Linked DNA regions of Homo sapiens: regions 2 and 3 are each linked to region 1. A link is a loop called in an ENCODE intact Hi-C map of the cell type or tissue named here. Cell type or tissue: dorsolateral prefrontal cortex. All regions are shown on one strand. Each heading gives the region's core, and the rest is flanking DNA. Links, peaks and the distances in the headings are about the cores only.

Region 1 (5,452 bases), core at 1,188-3,687:
AGACCAATGATGGGGGAACCTTTTTATCACGTTGGCCTCATAACCCTAAAGGGGCACCCTCTCACTCCACCCCTGCCCCCACAGTCCCTGTCACTCCTTGTTGTGTCAACAAGTCTGGCAGCTGTACTTTTAAGGTAGTTCTTGACTATGTAGGAGCAGTAGTGAGTATATAACTTTTCCTACCATCTAGAGCCTAGTAAATATCATTATCAGATATTTTGGAGACCTTTAACTTATTTAATATGTGTTTCTTATGTCATTTTGAAAATTGACATTTCTCTTTGAACACTTTTCTTTCAACAGAGCCAGACAGAAAAATTAGCCAAGGTTTACCAGCCGAAACGTTCAGTCTTATCCCCTAAAACTACTATTTCTGTTGCCCATCTTTTGGCTGCAAGGCAGGACTTGTCAAAGATTTTAAGGACAAGCAGCGGCTCTATAAGAGAAAAGACTGCCTGTGCCATCAATAAGGTGATTAGAGTACCTTTAATTTTTTCCAAATGCATTTATTTCTGTTCATAAAATAAAAGTTTAAAATATCTTTCCTATTCTGTAGGTGTTGATGGGCAGGGTGCCTGACAGAGGTGGTAGACCCAATGAAATCGAACCTCCACCCCCAGAGATGCCACCGTGGCAGAAGAGGCAAGATGGCCCCCAGCAGCAAACAGGAGGCCGAGGAGGAGGGAGAGGTGGCTATGAACATTCCTCATACGGAGGACGAGGAGGTCATGAACAAGGAGGCGGGAGAGGTGGACGTGGTGGCTATGACCATGGTGGCCGAGGGGGAGGAAGAGGAAATAAGCATCAAGGAGGCTGGACAGATGGAGGGAGTGGTGGAGGAGGTGGCTACCAAGATGGTGGTTATCGAGATTCAGGTTTCCAGCCAGGTGGCTATCATGGTGGCCACAGCAGTGGTGGCTATCAAGGCGGAGGTTATGGTGGCTTCCAAACATCTTCTTCATATACAGGAAGTGGATACCAGGGTGGTGGCTACCAGCAGGACAATAGATACCAAGATGGCGGGCACCATGGTGATCGTGGTGGTGGTCGTGGTGGGCGAGGTGGTCGTGGAGGCCGAGGTGGTCGTGCAGGCCAGGGAGGAGGCTGGGGAGGAAGAGGGAGCCAGAATTATCACCAAGGGGGTCAATTTGAACAGCATTTCCAGCATGGAGGTTATCAGTATAATCATTCTGGATTTGGACAGGGAAGACATTACACTAGTTGAGGCTACCGAACCTTACATTTTGCTAGAGCTCAAGTAATAGAAACTTAGTTTCAGAATCCTGAATTCAGCACCTATTTTGAATTAATGTGAGACCACAGGTGGCAGGCAGATTCCTGCTTGGCATAAGCATTTGTAGGTCTTCATTCAATTCTGTTAGATTTTTTTATTGGACTTACATAATGCCGTTTATTTGAGAAACACATAACATCTCTCCTTTCTATGAAAAATTTTTTAAAAGGTGGTTAAAATTGCCTTTAATTGCCCAGTAGACTAATTCCACAGTCAGAACATGCAAACTTTTTTGAAGAAATTACTTGAATAAGTAGTTTTCATGTTTTCAATATGCAGTTTTGAAAATGAGGATTCACCTAGACTTTTTTAGATTTACTACTAGGAAACCTTCCTCATATGAATAACCATTTATATGTGTTTTGCTTAAAGTATTCCAATGCCTATTTTCCAAGCACAGTTCTGCCCCCCGGTTGACTTTTATGCCACGTGTGCTTCATGATGGAACTTTTAGGTCAGTTCCTATTAAATGAGCTCTTTTGCAGATAGCACATTCAGTAGCCTTATTTTGTTGATGGAATACTGTATCATATGCTCAACTCTGAAAACCTTGAACACGGCCAAAATCCATAAAGATTATAAAAGCAAACTAAGTTGTGAAGCTATAGTACATGTAGGCATTTAGTTAAGTATAGCAATTCAAACTGACCTGCATCCATCCAAAACAAATTCCTCCTTCAACCTTATTTTTACTTGAAATTTGCTAGAAGAAATAGCAAACCGAAATTTGTTTTATGCATGAGTTAATACCACTGGCTCAGCAAATACAAGTTAGTTTGCTTTAAGCAGGTAACTTTTTTTGTAATGGAAGAAATGCACTACAAAGTTAAGACAGATTTTTGCTAAGTGCAGGAGGCCCTTTATTATTGCTGCAGAAAACAAAAGCCTGGCTGAGTTGATGTTTTACATTCTCCCTTACTGAAATCTACATGACATGATGCTTCTTGCTGGGTTTTTGTACATGTAAACATTGTCAAGCTGTGAAAGAAAATGGCTGGAGGTGTGCTTTGTGTGAAAGGTGAGCAATAAAGTATCTGTTAAGTTCTCTCTTTGGTTTGAGTTTTATTTTAGCTACTGAATTATTCTGGACTCTTGCGTCAAGCTGATGAGCTAAGGCTTTTGTTCCCAAAGATTCTTGAGTATTTCCTTAAAACCTAATTTTAGTGAAAGGTGACTTTTATCCTAAAACCTTAAATAAATGGAAAAATGGCTCTTTCCAGGTTTTCCTTTTATAATAATATAGCTAGAAACCGTCACCACTCATCTCTGGCCACTGGGTGTAGCTGTTGCTACACATACTAGGCAAAAATGTTTTTAGGGTTTTTTTGTTATTTGCTTCTCCATTCTTCCTAAGATTGGGGGACTTTTTTTAAAAAAGGAAGTAACTGAAAATATAAATATGTTTATCAAAAGAGAAATTGTATTTCCTTTCTACTAAATTGGGCTTTTTTAAAGAATCAACTCATGTCATGCCATTTAAAATAATCTACTTGCTACTGAGATAAGCACATTCTTCTAATACTAAAACCATCTTTGAAAACCCACATTGATCCTTTTAACTTTACCTGTTTATTTTTCAGCTAACATTTACAATTATTTTAAAATGTTCAAATTTGAAGACAATTTCAAGTGTTTTATCATTAAAGTAAGTTAAGGTTTTAAGTTGTCTTGAATGTTGTGTTGGTTTCTTTAAACTGTTAAGTAATTATGTTTATATAGGATTTCCTATTAAAATTGTCAAGGTTTCATATTTTAAATGTATCATATCTTAGGATGTATTTATATTTAGTATTTGCTTTGATCTGTTTTGTAGCCTCAGACTCCACAATATAGCTAATGAATACAGGTTTCATTCTTTTGAAAAATATTTTGATTTATCTTTACGGTTAATAGATTGCTTTTTCGAATATAAGGATGTAAGAACACAAATGATACATTTCGCCCTGATAGTTCTGAAATCTGCAGCTCCTGCTTCAAACTAGATTTTCCCCCAACATTATTATTTTTTAAAAAACTTCTATGTTCAGGGGTACATGTGAAGGTTTGTTATACAGGTAAACTTGTGTCACAGCGGTTTGTTGTACAGACTATTTCATCATCCAGGTATTAAGCCCAACACCCGAAGGTTATCTTTTCTGTTCCTCTAGTTCCTCCCACCCTCCACCCTCAAGTAGACCCCTATCTGTTGTTTCCCTCTTTTGTGTTCATGCGTCTTCATCATTTAGCTCCCACTTATAAGTGAGAATATGTGGTATTTGGTTTTCTGTTCCTGTGTCAGTTTGCTAAGGATAATGGCCTCCAGTTCCAGCCTTGTTCCTGCAAAAGACAGGATCTCATTCTTTTTTATGGCTATATGGTATTTTATGGTGTGTACATGTACCACATTTTCTTTATCCAGTTGGTCATTGATGGGCATTTAGGTTGATTCCGTGTCTTTCCTATTGTGAATAGTGCTGCAGTGAATATATGCGTGCATGTGTCTTTATGGTAGAGTGATTTATATTCCTCTGGATGTATACCCAGTAATGGGATTGCTGGGCCGAATGGTAGTTCTGCTTTTAGCTCTTTGAAGAATCGCCATACTGATTTCCACAATGGTTGAACTAATTTGCACTCCCACCAACAGTGTATAAGTGTTCCCTTTTCTCTGGAACCTTACCAGCGTTTGCTGTTCCTCCCCCGCCTCTCCCCATTCTGAAACCATAAAAGAATTGAGTTTTTTCTCTTGAACATAGATCAAGTTCTCTAGAAACAGGATATTTCAAACCACCAGTTAGTTTTATTGTTATATTAAAGTTCTTAGGTTTTGTATAGAGAGTATCTTTTGATCTTATATGCATTCTTAACCTTAACTTGTAAATAATGATTTACTGGAATATAGGGCATATGAGAATTTCTTGGAGAAACAAGCGAAAAATATTAGGAGAGAATTTTTAACATGATATCTTAAACTGTTATCTCTTAAAACGGATACAGTGAGACAGACAGTACCTTTAGTTAATGTTCTGTTTCCTCCTACTACTAGGAACTAGAATAGGATGTCAGTATTCTCTATGAAAACTATTAAAGATATACCACTATCATTTTTATTTCTTGCTGTAGATCCAAACTAATCTAGTGTCCAACTGTGGTAGACATAGAATAGGCAAATTCTTGCTGAGGGAAGGCATTTGAATCATTTCTATATATACTTAATTGATTTCCCAGTGCCCAGATTACCTCCATCCTTAGACTTAAATATTTTTAGGTTGTGCCCATTGTATCTTTCTGGATACTTTGTCTACCTATATTACATCCTTTTGAAAATAGTTTTTAAATATGTTTATATTATTTAATCATACCCCCGCCTCCCACTTTAGGTAATTTGGATAGCATTTGATCCATTTGTTTTTTAACAGAGAGGGTTACCTAAATAAAATTTAGGTATTTATTTGTATTTTACCTAAATAAAAAAATGAGTTTACCTGAATGAAAAAGTACATTCATCACAGAATACTTAGCATTTTATGACTTCTTATTTTCCTGTTTTTCTTGTTTTTCTCATTCTTCATTATCATAGTAATAACTAGAAATGCTTTTTTTTTCCCTGTGGTTTCCATATTTGTATACACTAATGTATTCCTAGGGTTCAAATCACTGATTCAAACAGGTATGCATGTCAGTGTTTGAACTCACTTTCCGCTTGCACAATTTTAGTCACCTGCAGATGTGCGGTTATAAGTTGGAGTAAACATAACTGTTGGTATGAGAACTTCCACAGTAAATCATTCCCTGCCCACTAAATGTAATAAAGAGGCCGGGGGCAGAAATAGATAGGGAAGAAAAAAAAAATGTTTCCTAGGAATTTGGGTCGGGGAGAAAAAAACCTCTTAAAATGATTGGTATTTGTTAAATTGAGTTATAATTTTTTCAAGAAGAAAAAAGGCCTGGCCAGGCACGGTGACTCAGCCTGTAGTCCCAGCACTTTGGGAGGCCAAGGTGGGCGGATCATCTGAGGTCGGGAGTTCAAGACCAGCCTGGCCAACATGGTGAAACCCCGTCTCTACTAAAAATGCAAAACTTAGCTGTGTTTGGTGGCGGACGCCTGTAATCCCAGCTACTTGGGAGGCTGGGGCAGGAGAATGGCTTGAACCCGGGAGGCAGAGGTTGCAGTGAGCC
Region 2 (2,500 bases), core at 1-2,500, 1.0 Mb after region 1:
TCCCGACCTCATGATCTGCCCGGGTCGGCCTCCCAAAGTGCTGGGATTATAGGCTTGAGCCACTTCACCCGGCCTATTTTAGTTTTTAATAGAGATGAAGTCTCACTGTGTTGCCAAGGCTGATCTCAAACTCGTGGGCATAAGCAATCCTCTCATCTTGGCCTCCCAAAGGGATTACAGGCATGAACCACCACCACAGCTCCCAGACTCTTTATTAAAACAGTACAAAGAAATGGCATAATTTGACAGTTTCATATGAACTATTACCATGAAAACTATAAATAAGGATATACAGTTAAGTATCATGTTACGACAGCTCGACAATTTTTCATTATTTGTTTCTCAGGCAGTGTATATCAACAAAATAAAGTATTTTTATAAATAATAAAAATTATGTATTTTCTATTGGTATCAAACCTTATCTTTTCCTGTAAGAGCACTAATACAATTTCTATGTCCTTTTTAATTTGGAGAGCCCTGAGACCTAGCAAGATGGCTAGGTTTCCAACTGCACATTTACTTTGATGTAACTACTAAGTAATTCAAATTTAATAAATATGGTCATATTTAAATTAAGATATTTGTCGTGACAACAGAATTAACCTTATTCTCAAACAGTATACTTATGAAATTAAATACCTACTCTTAAAGAAACATATCCAAAGGTAACATAAAGTAAAAAAAAAAGAGCTTTAAACATACAAAATACACTGTGAGAAAAATCAGATGGTATATCAAAATGCAGTAATGGGTTTTGACACATTATAGTTTGTTATAAAACTGTCAAACCAATATTAGGGAAATTAAAAATTTTAATCCTAGTATATAACATCATTTAACTAAGATAACCAGCCAATTCAGTAGATACTTTATAATTTTCCCAATGAAGTCCTGTGCCTGCTCTCTCATGTCTACCTTACTCTAACACATCACTTACTCATTTTTATTTTTCATAATGACAAAATCCATTTATATCTTGCTTTTCAACTTGAAAATAAGTGAGTTTAATAATCACCACGTTACTAACCAGTTAAACTTGAGCAACTGAATACATTTCTCTAGATTTCATTTGTTCTTTTCTAATCTGTGAATTGTCAGATTAACCCAGATAACAGCAATTTCCCTTGATAATCTGAAAGAATATTCATCCCCATATAATAAGACCACTATTAAAAAGGTAAAGATTTATTTCAATAAGAATTTGTAGCATACCCCACTAAGTTAATGGCAAATAATTTAATGTGTGCTGAGACTTAATATGCTCTCTTCTCAAAAAAGGAACATACTATTTTCTAAAATAGGTGAGGGTCTCTAAAGTAACATTCTGCCTGTTAACATTAACATGTGAATATTACCAAATACTTCTTAAAATGAAACAGGATCTCCATCTAGTGGCCAGAGGGGTAACTCCATACTATACAAGGGCTAGAGAAAAAATGATTGTGGCCTACAAAACGCAACTTTCAGAATACCATTTCTTATGAAAAGTGGAAGTGAAAATGTTGAGAAAGAAATTAAAATGAACAAATAATATATTTTCCTATCTAGAACACTAACAGATGTCTTTATTTTAGTAAGCAATAAGAAACAAATTATTAAAGCATCAAACTTACTATTTTGAGTAACTGGAACCATAATGTTAACCTTTGATAAATCTGATTAATTTAGCCTAAATATGAAGATTTATGTTTCTGCTGTAATGCCACCAAACGCTTTTTTTTAAAGTCTCCATTCATTTACAGGCTGGGTTGTGGCTCATGCCTGTCTGTAATCCCACCACTTTGGGAGGCCGAGGTGAGCGGATCACTTGAGGTCAGGAGTTCGAGACCGGCCTGGCCAACGTGGTGAAACCCTGTCTTTACTCAAAATACAAAAAAAATTAGCAGGGTGGGTGGCGGGTGCCTGCAGTCCCAGCTACTCGGGTGGCTGAGGCATGAGAACTGCTTGAACCCGAGAGGCGGAGGTTGCTGTGAGCCAAGATCATATCACTGCACTCCAGCCTGGGCGACAGAATGAGACTCTGTCTCAAAAATAAAATAAAAAAATAAGTCTCCATTCATTTACGTATCTAAATTTTCCTCTCCACCCATTTTAAGATCTACAAAAAGAGGTCAAAAGAGTAGGAAAACTACTGTTAGTCACAAAAATCTTTTGCTAGAAACAGTAAATTCAAAAAGATGAAATATCAGGAATTTATCTTTTTTTTTTTTTTTTTTTTTTTTTTTTTTTTTTTTTGAGACAGAGTTTCACTCTTGTCACCCAGGCTGGAGTGCAGTGGTGCCATCTCGGCTCACCGCAACCTCCCCCTCCTGGGTTCAAGCGATTCTCCTGCCTCAGCCTCCCAAGTAGCTGGGATTACAGGCATGTGCCACCACATCTGGCTAATTTTGTTTTTTGTTTGTTTTTTTTTTTTAGTAGAGATAAAATGATGTAACTTATAGTCAGTAGGTTAAACGGTAGCATGCCTCCTAAATGATATTAAATATGGATTGTTTTCAGG
Region 3 (2,500 bases), core at 1-2,500, 140 kb after region 1:
TCTTTTCCATTACAATGGATTATGCTGTCACAAACAGGATATAGCCCTTTACTTGGAGGAGAGGCCGTCAATGGCAATGAATTAGCATGAACATATTGTCAGCCATGACAGCAAGAAATCAGAACAGAGACTTAGCTCTGTACATTTTGAAAACATACTGGGTTTTGTTCCTGATTATAAAAGTAGTACATGCTTATTTATCCTGGAGACAAAGTAGAAAATCAAAATCACCATTATCCCACCAACCAGAAATTTTTTTTCGAGACGTAGTCTCGCTCTGTCACCCAGGCTGGAGTGCAGCGGCGCGATCTTGGCTCACTGCAACCTCCGCCTCTTGGGTTCAAGCAATTCTCCTGGCTTAGCCTCCTGAGTAGCTGGGACTACAGGCGCATGCCATCACGCCTGGCTAAGTTTTGTATTTTTAGTAGAGATGGAGTTTCACCATATTGGCCAGGCTAAGAAATTTCTATTGTTAACAGTTGGTGTATGACTTTTTAGCTCTTACTTCTTTTTTCATATGTACATATATATTTTTTAAGCAAATGGGGTCACACTATATACATAATTTTGTAGACTTCTTACATTCACTGAATGTAAGTGTAAATGTTCACTTAACATTTACTATGAATAGTTTCCAATGTCATTAAATATTATAATGTAATTTAATGTCTGTATAAAATTTCATATTGTGGAATGTTATTTAACAATTCCCTGTATATTTAGGTTAGTTACAAAATGTATCTGTTATGAATAGTCTTTTACACACGCATTATTGTCTCAATTTATGATGTTTTTAAGAATAGATCCCTAAAAGATAGACTTTTTGCTTTTTACTAAAAAATATATTGTGTATTTTGAAGTAAATATTTAGAATCAAAGATCTAGGAAATCTTAATAAAAAGGCACGTATGTGCATTGAAAGTTTAGTAGCCAAACATATGTGCCTGCCTAAAATGGTAAACAGGTGAAGTATTTTTAATGATTAGAAAGTTTAAGATAAATCTAAAACTGTTCTATTCAAAATGCCTTTCAGGCCAACAAGCTGTAAGGGTGTATGTAATTCCATGGAGTCTTCTTCCAGAATTTCCTAGCACAACTAGCCTTCTTGAATTTGCTATTTAGAGATTCCTAAAGAGCTTGCTTCTAGTGCCTGGCTCTGCTGTCTCTGGGCTGAGCGTTGTTTTCTGGTATTGCCACTAGAGAGCAGCCAGGGACAAGGAGAGGAGGTTGACACCCTTGGTCTTTTCTCTTCAGCATAACCTTTTTCTAAAAATTGCACGATCTAATTTATATGTGGAATATTTTTTAAACCCTAAAACACAGAGATACAGAATGAAACAGTGGCCACTAAGGGTGGGAGGAGGGGGGAAAGGGAAATGGGGACATATAGGTCAAAGGATACAAAATAGCAGACACTAAAGAACAAGTTTGGAGGCTGGGTGCCGTGGCTCACGCCTGTAATCGCAGCACTTCAGGAGGCCGAGGCAGGAGGATCATTTGAGGTCAGGAGTTCAAGACCAACTTGGCAACATGGTGAAACCCTGTTTCTACTAAAAAATACAAAAATTAGTGGGTGCAGTGGCGTGTTCCTGCAGTCCTAGCTATTTGGGAGGCCGAGGCACAAGGATCACTTGAGCCCTGGAGGTGGAGGCTGCAGCAAGCCGAGCTTGTGCCACTGCATTCCAGCCTGGGTGATAGAGGGGGACCTTGTCTTGAAGAAGAAAGAAAAAAAAACAAGTTTGGAGATCTAATGTCCAACCTCAAGATGAAATTTAATAAAATTGTATTGTATTCGGGATTTTTGTAAAATAAGTATGTTTTAGCCACACATGTCATACAAAAAAAGTAACTATATGAGATTATAGATTCTTCATCATAATCTTTATTTCACCAGATGACCAAGGGAAAATTTAAAATGAGCCACTAAGGGGAAAAACGATTCTGGAGGTTAATAAATAAGGAAAACCTCTGGGTATAAATGATTTCCATTTTCTCAGAGAGAGTAACCAAAAGATGGAGAATTCTACGAGGGCCATCAAAGTTACGAACAATAGAAGACCTGGAACCTGGCTAAAAACTGGGTTCTAGCATGAGCAACTGGCGCCCTTAGCTCTTTGCAGATGGAGAAAGTGAATCTAGAGCCAGAGGCTCAACATTCTGTATATGAGTCTCAGTTGTGAGGGCTTTGGCCCCTACACATGGTGGTTCCATTTTCCATCTGCCTCTCATTAATGATGTGATCATGGACATGTTACTTAATCTCTCTGACCTCACTTTTCTCAACTACAAAATGTGGCTGGCAATGGAACCTGCCGATAGATGGTTGCAGAGGCAGAAGGAGATAATGGAGATAAAAGGCTTGACATCGAGTAAGTGCTTAATAAATGTTGTCGTTTTTATTTCCAGTTCTCACCTCCCTCCTAAGCTGTTTTCCATTCTCAGCTGTTCGCTTACTATTTCTATCTGACTATTCCATCATTCCCTCAAATTTCCTGTGTTT

Evidence for each region. Hi-C counts contacts between places; a loop is a spot of excess contacts. Peaks named below come from ENCODE experiments on the same cell type or tissue, not always from the same donor. Only the 100,000 strongest peaks of a DNase experiment are listed, where the experiment ranks them.
Region 2: it touches region 1 in a loop (5-fold over the local background); 21 of 110 quality-filtered maps call a loop at or near these places.
Region 3: a loop joins it to region 1, with 25 times the contacts of the local background. A loop is called at or near these places in 15 of 110 quality-filtered maps.

What each region holds. Positions count from the first base shown.
Region 1 is chr2:33,580,549-33,586,000 of GRCh38, reverse strand. FAM98A (family with sequence similarity 98 member A) reads left to right here. Exons shown (of 8, transcript NM_015475.5): 7 at 304-471; 8 at 557-2,341. The coding sequence ends at 1,225. Among named protein-coding and RNA genes, the nearest start is that of RASGRP3-AS1, 14 kb to the right of the region's middle. RefSeq lists an enhancer at 1,733-2,552. In dorsolateral prefrontal cortex, for the core only: a CTCF peak has its summit at 2,565 (motif pointing right); a DNase peak (open chromatin) is centred at 2,550; H3K27ac peaks cover 2,009 bases.
Region 2 is chr2:32,552,933-32,555,432 of GRCh38, reverse strand. All of the region lies in intron 65 of BIRC6 (baculoviral IAP repeat containing 6), which reads right to left. Among named protein-coding and RNA genes, the nearest start is that of BIRC6-AS2, 21 kb to the left of the region's middle. In dorsolateral prefrontal cortex, for the core only: CTCF peaks have their summits at 1,201 and 1,404 (motif pointing left); no DNase peak of the experiment used is centred there; H3K27ac peaks cover 1,003 bases.
Region 3 is chr2:33,440,125-33,442,624 of GRCh38, reverse strand. It overlaps a transcript of RASGRP3 not described here. Among named protein-coding and RNA genes, the nearest start is that of MIR4430, 23 kb to the right of the region's middle. In dorsolateral prefrontal cortex, for the core only: CTCF peaks have their summits at 976 and 1,187 (motif pointing right); a DNase peak (open chromatin) is centred at 1,184; H3K4me3 peaks cover 418 bases; H3K27ac peaks cover 1,653 bases.